2 separate regions of the Mus musculus genome follow, and region 2 is linked to region 1. Evidence: chromatin loops called from intact Hi-C (ENCODE). Cell type or tissue: gastrocnemius. All regions are shown on one strand.

What was found. A loop is a pair of places that touch in the nucleus more often than their neighbours do. Peaks named below come from ENCODE experiments on the same cell type or tissue, not always from the same donor. Only the 100,000 strongest peaks of a DNase experiment are listed, where the experiment ranks them.
Region 2: a loop joins it to region 1, with 8 times the contacts of the local background. A loop is called at or near these places in 22 of 42 quality-filtered maps.

The regions. Positions count from the first base shown.
Region 1 is chr9:103,299,023-103,307,022 of GRCm38, reverse strand. Topbp1 (topoisomerase (DNA) II binding protein 1) reads right to left here and starts at 1,696. Exons shown (of 28, transcript NM_176979.5): 1 at 1,652-1,696; 2 at 836-926. The coding sequence starts at 919. In gastrocnemius, CTCF peaks have their summits at 1,916 (motif pointing right) and 4,149 (motif pointing right); DNase peaks (open chromatin) are centred at 1,880, 4,142 and 5,798; H3K4me3 peaks cover 1,687 bases; H3K27ac peaks cover 1,427 bases.
Region 2 is chr9:103,203,074-103,211,073 of GRCm38, reverse strand. Trf (transferrin) reads left to right here. Exons shown (of 17, transcript NM_133977.2): 16 at 396-579; 17 at 1,996-2,198. The coding sequence ends at 2,030. Among named protein-coding and RNA genes, the nearest start is that of Srprb, 5.0 kb to the right of the region's middle. In gastrocnemius, no CTCF peak of the experiment used is centred here; a DNase peak (open chromatin) is centred at 3,086; H3K4me3 peaks cover 394 bases.

The DNA of each region.
Region 1 (8,000 bases):
TGTTCTATGTATGCTGAAAGAGGAGAGATATTTGCTTGTTCTGATCATTGGTGTACCCCAAGTATTATGCTAGAGGAAAACCTGTCAGATGACGGACACTCAATTGATGATTGCTAAGTGAGTGAACTTTAAAAAACAAAACAAACAAACAAACAAAAAAAAAACAGCTAACTTCTCAAACCTGAATATGCACTGGGACTTTTGTTTAAAATGCATATTCTAATTGTCAAATGTGGGTTGGGATCCCAAGGCTCTGCATTTCTAATAGATTCCCAAGCTACAAGGACATTACTAGGGTTTGTGAATGGCAAAGCTCAAAACTACTCCCATCATTCATTCATTCATGAATATGTGTGTGTGTGTGTGTGTGTGTGTGTGTGTGTGTGTGTGTGTGTATGAGAGACAGAGAGAGAGAGACAGAGAGAAAGAGAGAGAGCAAGCAATGAACCAAAACTATTGCATTGTGACTCCGTTTTTCAGTGCTTAAAGGATCAATGGGGTTAGTAAACAAAACAAGTCAGGAACTCTAAGTCAGAGGACTGGGAAGATGGCTCAGACACACACACAAACAGACACAGACCGGGCGGGGGTAGGGGATCAAACTGTAGGTTAACATCCAATTGTCACAATAGATTTCAATCCTCCCAAAAAATATAATGGTAAACTTGCATCAACTAAAAATTATATAGCAGTGATTTATCTGTATTAAGCATATGCTATAGCAAAATTTCATTAAAATTATCTACTTCTAAGACATAAAATCCAACAAAGCAAAAACATTTAAAACATGAAAATGAGCTCAAGTATCAAATAAGACATATCCATTAATTCTTACCTCAAGAGCTTTAAAAAAGCATTCTGAATTGTCCGAAGACTTTAAAAACTTCACAAGAAACGGCTCTTGGTCATTTCTGGACATAGCTGAACTGTGAGAATAAGGCAGTCAAGAAGAACAAAAGTCAGTCAGTCAATCAGGGAATTAAATGTACAAGTCAACTATTTTTGTAGGGTTTTTGGTTTTTTTTTTTTTTTTTTTTAGTTTTGAGACAAGCCCTGGCAGTCCTGGAATTCGCTCTGTAGACTAGGTCTGCCTGGCACTCAAGAGATGCTCGGCCTCTGCCTCACTCAAGCTGGCAAAAAAGGGAGTGTGCCACTACCGCCCGGCCTGCAAATCAACTATTTTCTTATGCAGACAAGAGTGCCTAAGACATAGCTATCTGGCTTGGTTCATCAATTCATTCAAGATGTTTACAAAGGGCCCCAGAAGGTGGGCAAAGTCGAAGAAGAAAAAAAAGGACACGGATCCTTGCAAACGTGAGAACAAAATGAACGTTCCTGATTGAATCCCCTGAGACCCTTGGTTTGGTCCTCAGTCACTCACTGTTCACTTGCATGGGGCTTAAGACGACGCAGGGCGCCGCTGCGGCTACGGGTACCCACAGCCCGCAAGATTTGCTCCTAAGTTAACGAACTCTGAACGCAAGCAGCCACCGTGCAAGGTCGTGCACGCTCGGCCCAGCTCCCAGGGAAAGGAGCGTCCAGGCCGCGGCTCCCCAGGGACCTGAGGCCCACCCGCCGGTTAGGAGAGGCGCGAAGGCCGCAAGAGGCGCCGGGCGGCCACGCCGGCCGGGAGGAGCCGAAGCTCGCTCACCTAGGTGGAGCCCGAGGGCCCACGGGCACCAAGTCGGGGGGCGCGCGGCCGGCAGGACGGCGGCTGGGGTCGGGCGCCAGCCCGGCGCGCAGCCCCCGCCCTCGGCGGCGCCCCCAACCCGAAGCTAACGCTGCAGAACCCGGAAGGGCCAAGACCGGGAACCGACTTTCGCGCCAACCGAGCGGACGCCACACCTCTTCCGGAGGAAGTGGCGTCATCGGGGCCCCCGCTCTGGGAAGCGGAGCGGTCGGAAGAGGGCGGTCCTTGGGCACGCTTTCCCGAGATGCTCTGGGGTCTGGGTTTGCGGCAACAGTTTCGGCTGCGGCGCAGCTCATCGTTCGTGGCGAGGGCCTGCGGGCGGCCGGACCGATCAGCCTTAAGTCCAGAACGTGCAGAAGTGGGGCGAGGGGGTCCAGTGGCGAGTTCTCCTGACGGTGCCGGGGCAGCGCATGAAGCTAATAGCGGCTTGTGGGTGGGAGGATGTTAAGAAAGTCAAGGTCTGACTCCCCAAAGTGGATGAACAATCAATCCTTACCAAAGCCAAAAACAGTAACGGAAAGAAGACTGGGTGATGAAAGGCACGCTAGATTATTGATTAGGTTATATTCACATTCAAGACTTTTAAAATATGTATTTCTAAGCCGAGCAGTGGTAGAGCACACCTTTAATCCCAGCACTTGGGAGGCAGAGGCAGGCGGATTTCTGAGTTGCCAGCCTGGTCTACAAAGTGAGTTCCAGGACAGCCAGGACTATATAGAGAAACCTGTCTTGAAACTCCACCCCCCCCCCCCCAAAAAAAAGTATTTCTAGATATCCTCTATCAGGTGTATAATTGGCAAAGATTTTCTCCCATCTGTATGCTTATTCATTTGATTAATTTTTCTTTGCTGTGCACAACCTTTTAACTTCACGCAATCCCATTTCATTTGTCCGTTGTTCGTATTATATCCTGAGCAACTAGGGCCCTATTCAGAAAGCCCTTGACTATTTTGGTTTCAGGATTTCAGTTCTGACATTAAGGTCTTTAATCCATTTGGAGTTGATATTTGTGTAACGCAAGAGAGATTAAGATCTAGTTTCCTTCTTTTATGTATGGCTATCCAATTTTCCCGGCACAGTTTATTACAGAAGTTGGTTTTTTTCTTTTCTGATGTGTACTTCCGGCATTTTGTGACAAAGAATCTTTACTTAGCCAAACCTGTAGTCTGACTACTGGTCGTTCTCCTTGTAAAAATCCAGTTAGATCCTGCCACCTTTGATAGCTCATGCCCTTTCTCATTTTTCACTGTCCCCAGGTAATATCTGACTATTCTGGCCTATCTACAGTAAGAAAACTCTTAGGTTCTAACCAAAACCCCATTCTTATGTTACCTCTTAAAAGTTGCTAAGGGTAGCCGGGGGCAGTGGTGGATCACGCCTTTAATCCCAGCACTCAGGAGGCAGAGACAGAGGCAGGCGGGATTTCTGAGTTCAAGACCAGCCTGGTCTACAAAGTGAGTTCCAGGACAGTCTGGGCTACACAGAGAAACCCTGTCTCGAAAAACAAACAAACAAACAAACAAACAAAAACAAAAAAAAGTTGCTAAGGGTAAATTATTGATAAAATGCTGAATTATTAGCCACCCCCAGCTTTATTTTATTTTATTTTATTTTTTGAGACAGAGTTTCTGCATAGCCTTGGCTGTCCTGGAACTCACTGTGTAGGACAGGTTGGCCTTGAACTCAAGAGATCTTGCCTTTGCCTCCCGGAATGCTGAGATTAAAGGTATGCCACCACGCCCAACACAAACTCTATTCTTTTAAGTACAATATATTTAGGGTTGCTGGTCACTGTAGTGATTATAATGGTCCTGCTTTAAAGGTATCATTAACTTTTTTCATTTACAGGATATCGATAACACTGGCGCAGAGGTAAATGCCCACTAGGGAAAAGAAGGGAAATACTTAGTATTGGAGGTAAGGGTCTGAGGATGTAGCTCAGTTGGTAGAGCACTTGCCTAGCATAAAAGTCCCTGGGTTCCATCTTCAGGGCCATATAACACTGGTTGCATCCTAGCTAAGCAGGAGGTATCTTGGGATACATGAGACCCTGCAGTGCCTTGAAGAAATTATTAGAGCTGTGAAAAAGAAGCCACAGTTGATGTCTAAAATGCAGTTCTGTCCTGAAGTTGTCATCATATCTGTAGGATACTTGATAGGTCACCAAGGACTGAGGAGAGTCAGGGCAAGAACTAAAGCAGAGGCCAAAGACAACCAGGCTTACACCCACTGCTTGCTCAAGCCTGCTTTCTTAGATCACCTAGGATCACCTCCCCTGGGGTGGCACCACCCACAATGGTCTGGGCCCTCCCACATCAATCACTAATCAAGAAAATGCCCTTCAGAGCAGTCTATAGGCGATCTGATAAATGACCATGGTATATGTTTATGCATTTAACACAGTATATTTTTACTTTGATTATGTGTGTTTGTGCACATGAATGTAATGCCCATAGAAGCCAGGAGGTGGCATCAAATCTCCAGAGCTGGAGTTACAGGCAGTTGGGAGCTGTCTAACATGGAAACAAAACTTGGGTCCTCTGGAAGAGTAGCAAATTCTCTTCACCACTGACGCACCTCTGCAGCCCCACCACAACATACATTTTATTGAGGCGTGTGTTATGTATGTTCACATGTGTGCAGGTACACATGTGTGCTCAAGTATATGACAGTCAGGTGCCAGCCCCAGCTGTTATTCCTCAGGTATCACCCACCTTGATGTTTTTTTTTTTCTTTTTTTAGTTGAAAAGGGCTCGTTTGTTTTACTTAAAGGGTTTTATATTTAAATTCCCAGCATTTCAAGTGAATATGTATAAATACAAGAGAGCTTAGCAAACAGCCTCTATTGCTACAGAGCTAACTTGAAGTGGCCTAGCAGCTATGAAAGCTGATAGCTTCAGCTAGCTGGAAAGTACAGCCTACCGACAGTGTGAGTTCCAGGGAGAGGGCTCTAAAGTAGAATGCCAACATCACATGTAGATTGTTCCCGGCTGTGTTTAAGTAGATCGTGTAAGGAGACACTCTGAGAAAAAAGTGGCTTCCTTGCCAAAAAATGTAGGGGGCTACATTGTTAGAAAAGCCAATTGTATCTAGGTCCTAAAAAGAAGAGAAACCTAAGAGGCTTTTGAGTCATGGCCATGAGAGCCTATATATGGAGGAAAGATGGAGGAGTATAGGACTCTTCTGGGCTGAGTAGGCGCCATCAAGTGAGATATATTCCCATTCCAGAAACAATGGCTTCAATGTCTGTTGTTTCAGGATTCTGGAGTTAATATTCTACCTTTATCCTTACCACCAACATCGTTCGTTCTCTCTCTCTCTCTCTCTCTCTCTCTCTCTCTCTCTCCCTCCCTCTCCCTCTTTCCTCCCTCTTTCTCTCTCCCTCTTTGGTTTTCTGTGATTCTGTTTCACTCTATGGCCAGGCTGGGTTGGAACTCATTATGTAGCCCAGGCTGGCCTAGTGCCTGTGCTGTTCCTCCTATCTCAGCCTAGCAAATGCTTGGATTGTAGCAATGAGTCATCACAACTGGTCCATGCTTCTTTCATGGATGACTGTCTTGTTACTTGAAGGAGACTTACAATGGCTCCAAAGGGTCAGAGTCCACAGTGGTCGGGGCAGCATAGCAGCTGGCAGCTTCCTCAGCTCTTGAACTACAAACACAAGGCAGAGCAAACTGCAAGTAGGCAAGTCGTTTCGTTTGAGTCTTAAACTCCAACCCCAGTGATCTGCTTTGTCCAAGCGCGACTGCACTGACTTGGGTCGGAGAGTCATTCTTCAGTAACATGGTCCTAAGCGGGAGATGGACATTAGATAAGAAGATAGAGAGAAAATCTGGGGTCGGGAGGTCTCATGCGAGCTATGTCTTAGGACAAGCAACTACAGCATCTCAGACACCATTTTGAGAGAAGAAATGGGACTAAGTCAGCAGAAACTGTCCTACGAAGGGACGAAGTCAACAGGAAGGTAATCAAACAGTGTTGCACAAGGGGAGCAAGGGGTATCTCAAGAACATTACAGACCGGGTACACAGTGGCCTTGGACTGATAACCATAGCCCCACACGCTGGGAAGAGAACAGAAGCTACAGATCCCCACCCAAAAGCCCTGGCCCAGGGCCATTACTGGGTCTGCCAAGCAGGTTCATTCTCCGTACATCAGAGCCTCAGGAAAAGACTCCGTTGATCTGACCATCAACAGAGCATTACCTAAACCTCCCCAAAACAGCACCGATGTTTTAGGATTTCTATTTTTGTGGTTAAACACCATGACCAAAAGCACCTTGAAGAAGAGACATTTATTTAATTCTACAGCTTGTAACCCATTCATGGATGTCAGGGCAAGAATTCAAGGCAGGAACCTGGAGGCAGAAACTGATGCAGGAGCCACGGAGAGGCACCACTTACTGCTTAGTCCTTATGATTCACACAGGCTGTTCTCTTGTAGCACCCGGGACCACCTTCCCAAGGGACCCCCATTGAACTGGGCCCTCCCATATCAATCATCAATCAAGAAGAACATGGACCTCAGGCCAATCTGGTGAAGGCATTATCTCAATTGAGGTTCTTTGTTCCCAATTAACAACTCTGATTTGTCTCAACTTGACCTAAAACTAGCCAGCACCTGCACCCCATCACCTGAAGACAAATTGTTCAAATGCCCAAGACTTTGGGGGTATTTCTCACTCAAGCCACCACATCCCTCTTACAGACCTCTGGACAGTGTTACCAACTAGCAAGTGTTTCTTTGCTCTTACATACCTTGGGACAGTGTTACCAACTAGCAAGTGTTTCTTTGCTCTTACATACCTCTGGACAGTGTTACCAACTAGCAAGTGTTTCTTTGCTCTTACAGACCTCAAGACAGTGTTACCAACTAGCAAGTGTTTCTTTGCTCTTACAGACCTCTGGACAGGGTTACCAACTACCAAGTGTTTCTTTGCTCTTACAGACCTCAAGACAGTGTTACCAACTACCAAGTGTTTCTTTGCTCTTACAGACCTCAAGACAGTGTTACCAACTAGCAAGTGTTTCTTTGCTCTTACAGACCTCTGGACAGTGTTACCAACTAGCAAGTGTTTCTTTGCTCTTACAGACCTCTGGACAGGGTTACCAACTACCAAGTGTTTCTTTGCTCTTACAGACCTCAAGACAGTGTTACCAACTAGCAAGTGTTTCTTTGCTCTCACATACCTTGGGACAGTGTTACCAACTAGCAAGTGTTTCTTTGCTCTCACATACCTTGGGACAGTGTTACCAACTAGCAAGTGTTTCTTTGCTCTTACAGACCTCTGGACAGTGTTACCAACTAGCAAGTGTTTCTTTGCTCTTACAGACCTCTGGACAGTGTTACCAACTACCAAGTGTTTCTTTGCTCTTACAGACCTCTGGACAGTGTTACCAACTAGCAAGTGTTTCTTTGCTCTTACAGACCTCTGGACAGGGTTACCAACTAGCAAGTGTTTCTTTGCTCTTACAGACCTCAAGACAGTGTTACCAACTACCAAGTGTTTCTTTGCTCTTACATACCTTGGGACAGTGTTACCAACTAGCAAGTGTTTCTTTGCTCTTACAGACCTCTGGACAGTGTTACCAACTAGCAAGTGTTTCTTTGCTCTTACAGACCTCTGGACAGGGTTACCAACTAGCAAGTGTTTCTTTGCTCTTACAGACCTCAAGACAGTGTTACCAACTACCAAGTGTTTCTTTGCTCTTACATACCTTGGGACAGGGTTACCAACTAGCAAGTGTTTCTTTGCTCTCACATACCTTGGGACAGGGTTACCAACTAGCAAGTGTTTCTTTGCTCTTACAGACCTCTGGACAGTGTTACCAACTAGCAAGTGTTTCTTTGCTCTTACAGACCTCAAGACAGTGTTACCAACTAGCAAGTGTTTCTTTGCTCTTACAGACCTCTGGACAGGGTTACCAACTACCAAGTGTTTCTTTGCTCTTACAGACCTCAAGACAGTGTTACCAACTAGCAAGTGTTTCTTTGCTCTTACAGACCTCTGGACAGTGTTACCAACTAGCAAGTGTTTCTTTGCTCTTACAGACCTCTGGACAGTGTTACCAACTACCAAGTGTTTCTTTGCTCTTACAGACCTCTGGACAGTGTTACCAACTAGCAAGTGTTTCTTTGCTCTTACAGACCTCTGGACAGGGTTACCAACTACCAAGTGTTTCTTTGCTCTTACAGACCTCTGGACAGGGTTACCAACTAGCAAGTGTTTCTTTGCTCTCACATACCTTGGGACAGTGTTACCAACTAGCAAGTGTTTCTTTGCTCTTACAGACCTCTGGACAGTGTTACC
Region 2 (8,000 bases), 96 kb after region 1:
CCCTTCCTTCTGGTATAGCTGCCTGCCTTTTAATTTGTCATTAGTTTTAAAAGAAATAGGCTAGCATACTTTGAAAAGTTCCTTCCAAAGCCTATGATAATCTTCAGTGGTGTTTCTAGTTTGACATTAGATTTGAGTCAAGCAGTCTTACAATCACTAACAGTTTCATAGCAGCATTACCAAATATTTAAAGAAACTCAATGTGAAATGTTTAACCTTTCTACAGCGTTTTATACCTCTGTTTCTTGTGTCGATTTTTAAAAAAATGCCATGTCAATTATAAATATCTTCTGTAGCTTTCTGTTGTTCCCAGGGCTGGCTTGGACCTTTCAGTTTCCTGCAGGTGTTTCCAGTCCGAGACATAGGTTCACGTCTATTTTCTGCTCATTTGACAGACTTTATTTGGGGGAAGTGACTGCACCGGCAATTTCTGTTTGTTCAAGTCCACCACCAAGGACCTTCTGTTCAGGGATGACACCAAATGTTTCGTTAAACTTCCAGAGGGTACCACACCTGAAAAATACTTAGGAGCGGAGTACATGCAATCTGTCGGTAACATGAGGAAGTGCTCAACCTCACGTAAGTAGAATGAACCCTGTGGAGAGGTCGCAGAGAAACCCAGCGATGGGTGCTGGAATGGTAGTTACAAGAACTCAAACCCTTAGGAAACAGCCACGTGAGCAAGGCAAAACCTAGCATATACAACCACGTGGGTTATATGCACATATTGTTAAGGGGTCGCAGACCCAGGATACTAAGGCAGTGGACGAATTATATGCACACAATTCCTAAGAAGATAAAAAGGGGCACTGAACTTATTAGAGGTCCCTGTCCAATATGGCAATGGCTAGCAAGGTGTGACAGAGCAAGTTCAGGTGACAGCTGGATTAAATCTAGATATCATATCCTCACTCCACCCAGCTACAATTTTAATTGAAAGTAGCCATAGCAAGAAGAATTATCACAGAGCATCCTTTTAGACAGCTCTGTTCATAGAACATCCTTTTAGACAGCTCTGTTCTAGGGAACTTCAATAATGATAAGTTCTGGCTAGCTAGGAAGTTGCTAAGCAGCATCTGCAATGCCATATTCCAGGAATTGAAATAGGATAAAATATATTTTACCATCTGTTTGGGGATTAGCGGGGACACCTGAAAACATTTGTAAAGTGCGAGGGGGTGCATGGGATATACAGTGGTGAGTCTCCCACTGGAGTTTGGAGGTGAGTCTTGGCCTTCATTTAAGTTATTGTGCTGGAGATACAGCCTCGGAGACTGTGCTGCTCTGGGGTGATGGCCCTTTCAAGGTTGCCCCATGTGGATTGGTAAGATGGCTCAGTGGGGAAAAGAGCCCGTGGCACAAGCTAGATGACCTGAGTTTAATCCCTAGATCTGACGGTCGGAGACAATATACTATACTATACTACACTGTGCTGCACTGTGCCAAGCTATGCTATATATGTGTTTTACAAGTTGCCACATGGAATTCTAGTGTGAGCAATGTGATTGTTGAGGTTTAGTGTGACAGAATCCAAGTTAATATTTCCCTTACCTGTATGCTCCAGAGAACACCAGTCTAGCTTTGTTTTTCTCCACTCCATCCTTAGACCCAGCTCAGACGTTGCTGGGGACTGCCAGCTACCATCTGCCTCGCATTCTCAGGGAAGAAGGGCCTTCCTAGGCGGCTTCTCCTTATGTGAATTCAAGTTCAGAGCCTCACTGGTTAAAAGCAAAGTTGGGGATGCCTGTAGGGCAGGAAAGTCACATGACAGCTTCTCTATCCTTGTGTGGAGCCCTCCCCGTGGGAGGCTCAGGAGCTGTGTAGGGAAGCAGGGATGGGAGGGATGGGGCACAGCATGCATGAGTCTAGCAGAACAATGAGCCTTGGCACAATTTATGTGATACTGAATTGCCCATTCAGGTTCCTTTCATTCTGCTAAACAGCTCATAAAAGTAAGAGTATTCTCAATGTCCTATATCTTTCTTCTCTCCCCAGGACTCCTGGAAGCCTGCACTTTCCACAAACATTAAAATCCAAGAGGTGGGTTGCCACTGTGGTGGAGACAGATGCTCCCTCCCGTGGCCCATGGGCTTCTCTTGGTCTTCATGCCCTGAGGGGTTGGGGCTAACTGGTGTAGTCTTCGCTGCTGTGCCTTACCACATACACAGAGCACAAAATAAAAACGACTGCTGACTTTATATTTCCCAAACTCCATTCTTTTCTAGATATTTTCACCAGGATTTCTTTGTACAATCTGACTAAATATCATATAAACTGAACCTTGTCTCCTGAGCTCAAGATTCAGGTAGTTGGGGCTGGAGAGATGGCTCAGAGGTTAAGAGCACAGGCTGCTCTCCCAGAGGTCCTGAGTTCAATTCCCAGCAACCACATGGTGGCTCACAGTTGTCTGTATCTCCAGTTCCATGGGATCCGATGCCTCTTTTGCTCCGCAAGATCCTGCATTCATGTGAGGCACATAAGCTCACACAACCACATACACATAAAATAAAAGATCAAAAATAAGAATCTTAGCCGGGCGTGGTGGCGCACGCCTTTAATCCCAGCACTTGGGAGGCAGGAGGATTTCTGAGTTCGAAGCGAGCCCGGTCTACAGAGTGAGTTCCAGGACAGCCAAGGCTACACAGAGAAACCCTGTCTCGAAAATACAAACAAAAAACAAAACAAAACAAAACAAAAAAACCCACAAACAAAAACAAAAAACAAAAAAACTGTATGACCACACACGTACGTATGTGCACATGTGCACATGCCAGAAAGAAGAATTTGTTACAAATAGATGCCCTAGTGAGTACTGAGAAAGTTGACAGAACTTGTATTAATTCATTGCGATGGAACAGCCATGGTCCAAAACCAAATCTGAATCAGCTTTGCGTAAAAAAAAAAAAATCTCCCTGCGAGCCCGACAATATTGCAAACAATTGGTTGTCAGTCCGTGGGCGAGGTTCTTTCTCACCAGTCAGCTAGACGTCATGGGCAGACGTCATGGGCAGGCGAGGGGAAGCTCTTCGAGTGCTGGTCGAAGAAGTGTTGGGAGCTTTGGTGTATAGGATGTGAGGGTGGGGAGGAGCTGCGGAGGGCGGGCATGTCTATGGCGCCCTCTAGTGTTACAGTCCTGTAGGCGGCAGGTATTCAGGCTAGCTTTGCAGTCCGCTAAGTCAGTAAGGGCCCATGCTAGGAAATCAGAAAGTTCCACCCTACAAGGCCTTGGCTAATTTGTACGAAATGAACATTAAAAAGAGTACTTTATAGAAGGATGGCTCAAGAGCTCAGCATTAACACTGACAGTGACTTTTAGACAGATTCCCTGTCTAATTTCTACCCCCATGCCTCCACTCCTCAGCCAACTTTCCTGGAAGGTTCAGGCTCTACGTCTCCTTCTCCCCATGTATTAGTAATAAGCAGTTGGCTGAACAAACAGAGACTAGTCATCGGCTCTACAGTCTCACCCTGACAGAAGTTGCTGCTACTCGCCAGCTTTTCCATGAGGGAGTCTACCCTCCTTTTCTTTCTTTCTTTCTTTCTTTCTTTCTTTCTTTCTTTCTTTCTTTCTTTCTTTCTTTCTTTTCTCTTTTCTCTCTTCTCTTTCTCTTTCTCTCTTTCTCTCTTTCTCTTTCTCTCCTCTCTCTCTTTCTCTCTCTCTTTCTCTTTCTCTCTTTCTTTCTCTCTTTCTCTCTCTTTCTTTCTTCCTTCCTTTCTTATTTGTTTGTTTTGTTTTGTTTTTCGAGACAGGCTGTGTAGCCCTGGCTGTCCTGGAACTCACTTTGTAGAGCAGGCTGGCCTCGAACTCAGAAATCCATCTGCCTCTGCCTCCCAAGTGCTGGGATTAAAGGCTTGCGCCACCACGCCCAACTACCCTCCCTTTCTTAGGATGGTTTTCCCTCTCTGACATGGTCATTCTCTTTGATTCCCATCTCTCTGTGTTCACTCATGACCTGAGCTTATCCTACCAATCTGGGTATCTTAAGAATTCTCCTCTGGACCCAGCGTTCCCCTCTCTTTTCAGATTCCCTTCTAGCAATGCCAACAACTTTGGGGTACTCATATTTATACTTGAGACCCAAGTCTCCAGCATCCTCCATCTACACCTCCTTATGTAAGGGTCTGAAAACCGCTGAAGGAAGACCCCAGACTCAGTATGCAAAAACAAAAGAGCATTTATTCTGCAGAGGCAGCCAGCATGAAGAGGTCAACCAGTCTTTGAAATGTCGAACCTAGATAAAGGCATGCAGGCCTTCTTAGAGGGGGCAGGAAACTCTCTGGAAGGATTAGGTAATGTAAGATTTCACTGGTGGGTTACAGGTGAGCTAGAGGTTACAGGTGGTCAGTGGTCTACATTCCTATGGATGAGTGTCCAACCATAAAATAGGGCTGTCCAGCACAGATCGCTCATTCTGAGATATTTCCCCGTTTTGTGGTTATCCCAGGCTGTTCTTTGGGAGGGGCTTTTATGATCTTGTTCTGGGTTTTATGGTCTGTTCCTAGAGCTGCTGTCTTATGGCCTAGTTTCTGATACTTAGAGTCTCTTCCCGAAGCTGGTGCCTTATGGCTTTTTTTTTTTTTTTTTTAATCAGGCCTGGTCCTCAAAATGAGGACAAACGGGGTTCATATTGTCCCTTCACTACAACCTGTGGATCTACAGTTTAGAATATTACAGAAATCAGAAACTCCACCAATCAAAGGCAGGGGCTACAGGAATAGCTCAGTGACATTACTTGCTCTGTTTGCTCCTCAGCATCACAAACTAAATAAAGCCAACGAACAAACAGACAAACCTAGAGGGAGCATCCATAACAGGACTTTCTAGGGCCCATCAACAGTACGATGACACAGCAACTTTTTTTTGGTTTTTCGAGACAGGGTTTCTCTGTGTAGCCCTGGCTGCCCTGGAACTCACTTTGTAGAGCAGGCTGGCCTCGAACTCAGAAATCCATCTGCCTCTGCCTCCCGAGTGCTGGGATTAAAGGCGTGCTTCACCACTGCCTGCCTCAAAACTTTTTTTCTGTGCCTCACATATACTAGGCAAGCCGCTCTTAGAATTTAGAGATGACTCAGCACTTATGAACATATGCCACTTTTGTAGAGGGTGTGGGGGATTCAGATCCTGGCATCTACACTATTGCAACCACCTGAAATTCAAACTCATGGGATCCAACACCTTCCTTTGGACTCTCTGGGTACTGCACTCACAGGCACAAAGTCATCCAGACACACATGCCCATACGTACATGCATAATTAAAACAAAATATTTTTAAAAATTTAAGTTATACTTTTTTTATAAAAAAGTATTGAAGACCCGAGGAGGGCCAGAGAAGCGGCTCAGCATCTGAGAGCATTTACAAACCTCAGGACTCACATGAGAGCCCACAGCCTGCACCCTCACATGTACAGACTCACACACACACCCCCCACGCCTACACATACATGCATCATTAAAATAAAATATTTACAAATCTCTCTAATTCCATTTCCAGAGGATCCAATGCCTCTTCTGACCTCTGTGGGTCCCTAAACCCACAAATGGTGCATGCGAACATCCGTATTTGTGTGTGTGTGCATTTTAAGACACGTTCTCATTTTATCCAAACTGGCCTCGAACTTGCTGTGCAGCCAATGATGCCCTTGAGCTCCTGACCCTTCTGCCTTCACCTCCCGAGTACTTAGGATTTCAGGGTTCATTACCACCCGTTCTTTTTTTGTTTAACTTAAGAAACCTTTATGCTGTCTTCCATAATGGCTGTAGTAAGCTACATTCCCACCAACAGTGTAACAGATTTCCCTTTCCTCTCAGCACTGTTTGGTATATTTCTGACTTTTTTAATAGTGACTATCTTAATGAGTATCAGGTAGTATCTCATAGCAGTTTCCATTTTCATTTTCTCACTGGCTAAAGACATTAAGCACACTTCACATTCCTCCTGATAGTTTGCAACATGTGGGAAAAAATGTCTCTTCAAGTCATTTTTTAAATATTAATTTTTATTTTGTGTATGTGTTTGTATACATATAGGTACGCAATTTTCTTTTTACATATGATGACAACAATCTTTCGTCCAACAACTTTTTTTTTGTTAGAAAGGATGGTTGTGAATAGCCCTGGGGCTAATTATATTTGATATTAATTCCATTCTCCTGTGAGGGGCTGCGAACAAGGAATGAGTCAGCACTCAGGTGATTTCCTGTAAACCTGCTTCCCACCTTAATTTGTAAAATAAAGAAGAGCTGATGATTGGGCAGATAAAAGGGAAGGTGGAGTGAAAGGTGGGAGAGAGAAGAAGAAAATGGAAGAGGGAGAGGACGTAGAGGAGGAGGAAGAAGAAAAGCAGAGCAGAAGCACATGGCCTGGAGAAACTGCAAGTTCTAAGGGGTCTCATAGATGTGGAAGATGGTAGTGTAGTGGTAGATCTGCCCAACCTAGGTGCACAGCATGTATTCATATTAACTGTGTTGTGTTTTCATCGCCGGGGTATATTTGGGATGGAGATTTACCAAAACAAAGGATGATACAAAATCTCACACTATGTAGCCAAGGAATTTACTGTGTAGGTTAGGCTGTGTTGTGGTTTGAATGAGAACATCTCCATAGCTTCATACATTTGAACGCTTGGTCCCCAGTTGGTGAAACTGTTTGGGAAGGATTAGGAGGTGTGGCCTTGTTGGAGGAGGTGTGTCACTGGAGTGAGCTTTGAAGTTTTGAACACCCACACCAGGCCCAGTTTCTTATTCTCTGCCTCTGAATCAGGATGTAGGCTCTTAGCTACTGTGTCAGTGCCATGCCTGCCTGCTGCCACATCCCCTACTGCGACACTCATGAACTCAGCCTCTGAAATATAAGGAAGCTCTCGATTAAATGCTTTCTATGCTTTCTTCTGCCAGGCGGTGGTGGTGCATGCCTTTAATCCCAGCACTCGGGAGGCAGAGGCAGGTGGATTTCTGAGTTCGAGGCCAGCCTGGTCTACGGAGTGAGTTCCAGGGCAGCCAGGGCTACACAGAGAAACCCTGTCTCAAAAAAACAAACAAACAAAAAAGCTCCCAATTAAATGCTTTCTTCTGTATTGGTCATGGTGTCTTTTCACAGTAATAGAACAACAGCAACTATATATTTTATAGTCATTACAACCTACATATTTTAACTTCTAAATATCTCAGAAATTTTACCCTGTATTTCACACTTTCAGTGTTTGTTTGTTTATTTATTTATTTAATGTATGTGAGCACACTGTAGCTGTCTGCAGACACACCAGAAGAGGGCATCAGATCCCATTACAGATGGCTGTGAGCCACCTGATGTGGTTGCTGGGAACTGAACTCAGGACCTCTGGAAGAGCAACCAGTGCTCTTAACCACTGAGCCATCTCTCTAGCCCCGGATTTCACACTTTTATCCTGTGTTAGACTCCAAGTATCTTTTGCCTAAATACGACAAGAGACTCCCATTGATTCCCCCAGCCTCAGTCTTTTCTCTCTCCAGTCACAGTTCTCCACAGATCTGCCAATTATCCATGTCACCTTCAGCTTATTGTTATACTATGAGTAAACTCTGAGTTCTTCAGCATAGCACACAAAACCACTCCCAGGTCTGATTCCTACAAACTTTTCCAGCTGCCTTTCTGCCACTTTTGCTTCCATGGACAATCTAATCATTCTTATACATAGCCTGTAGCCAGCGACTCAGTATCTGGCGATGGTAAGGCCAACGGAGTGGCCCTCTCGAGTGGGCTTCTTCTCACCTGCCCTCTGCCTTTTGAGGATGTATGGAAATCGAAATCACATTGCGAACCTTCCAAACTCAAACTTTAACATCTTTGTTTCATTTCCTACCCAATCACTCACTGCCACACTAGAGAGGAAGGGAATGTCTCATTTCCTCTCTTCCTGGTACCTGCAGGAGTTGGGGTTTTATGTGGCAGTGCGACATTTTAATGAATTTGTTTAGCCTTTAAGTGACATCGACTTTTCCTGTCATCTCCCAGGCAGACCTG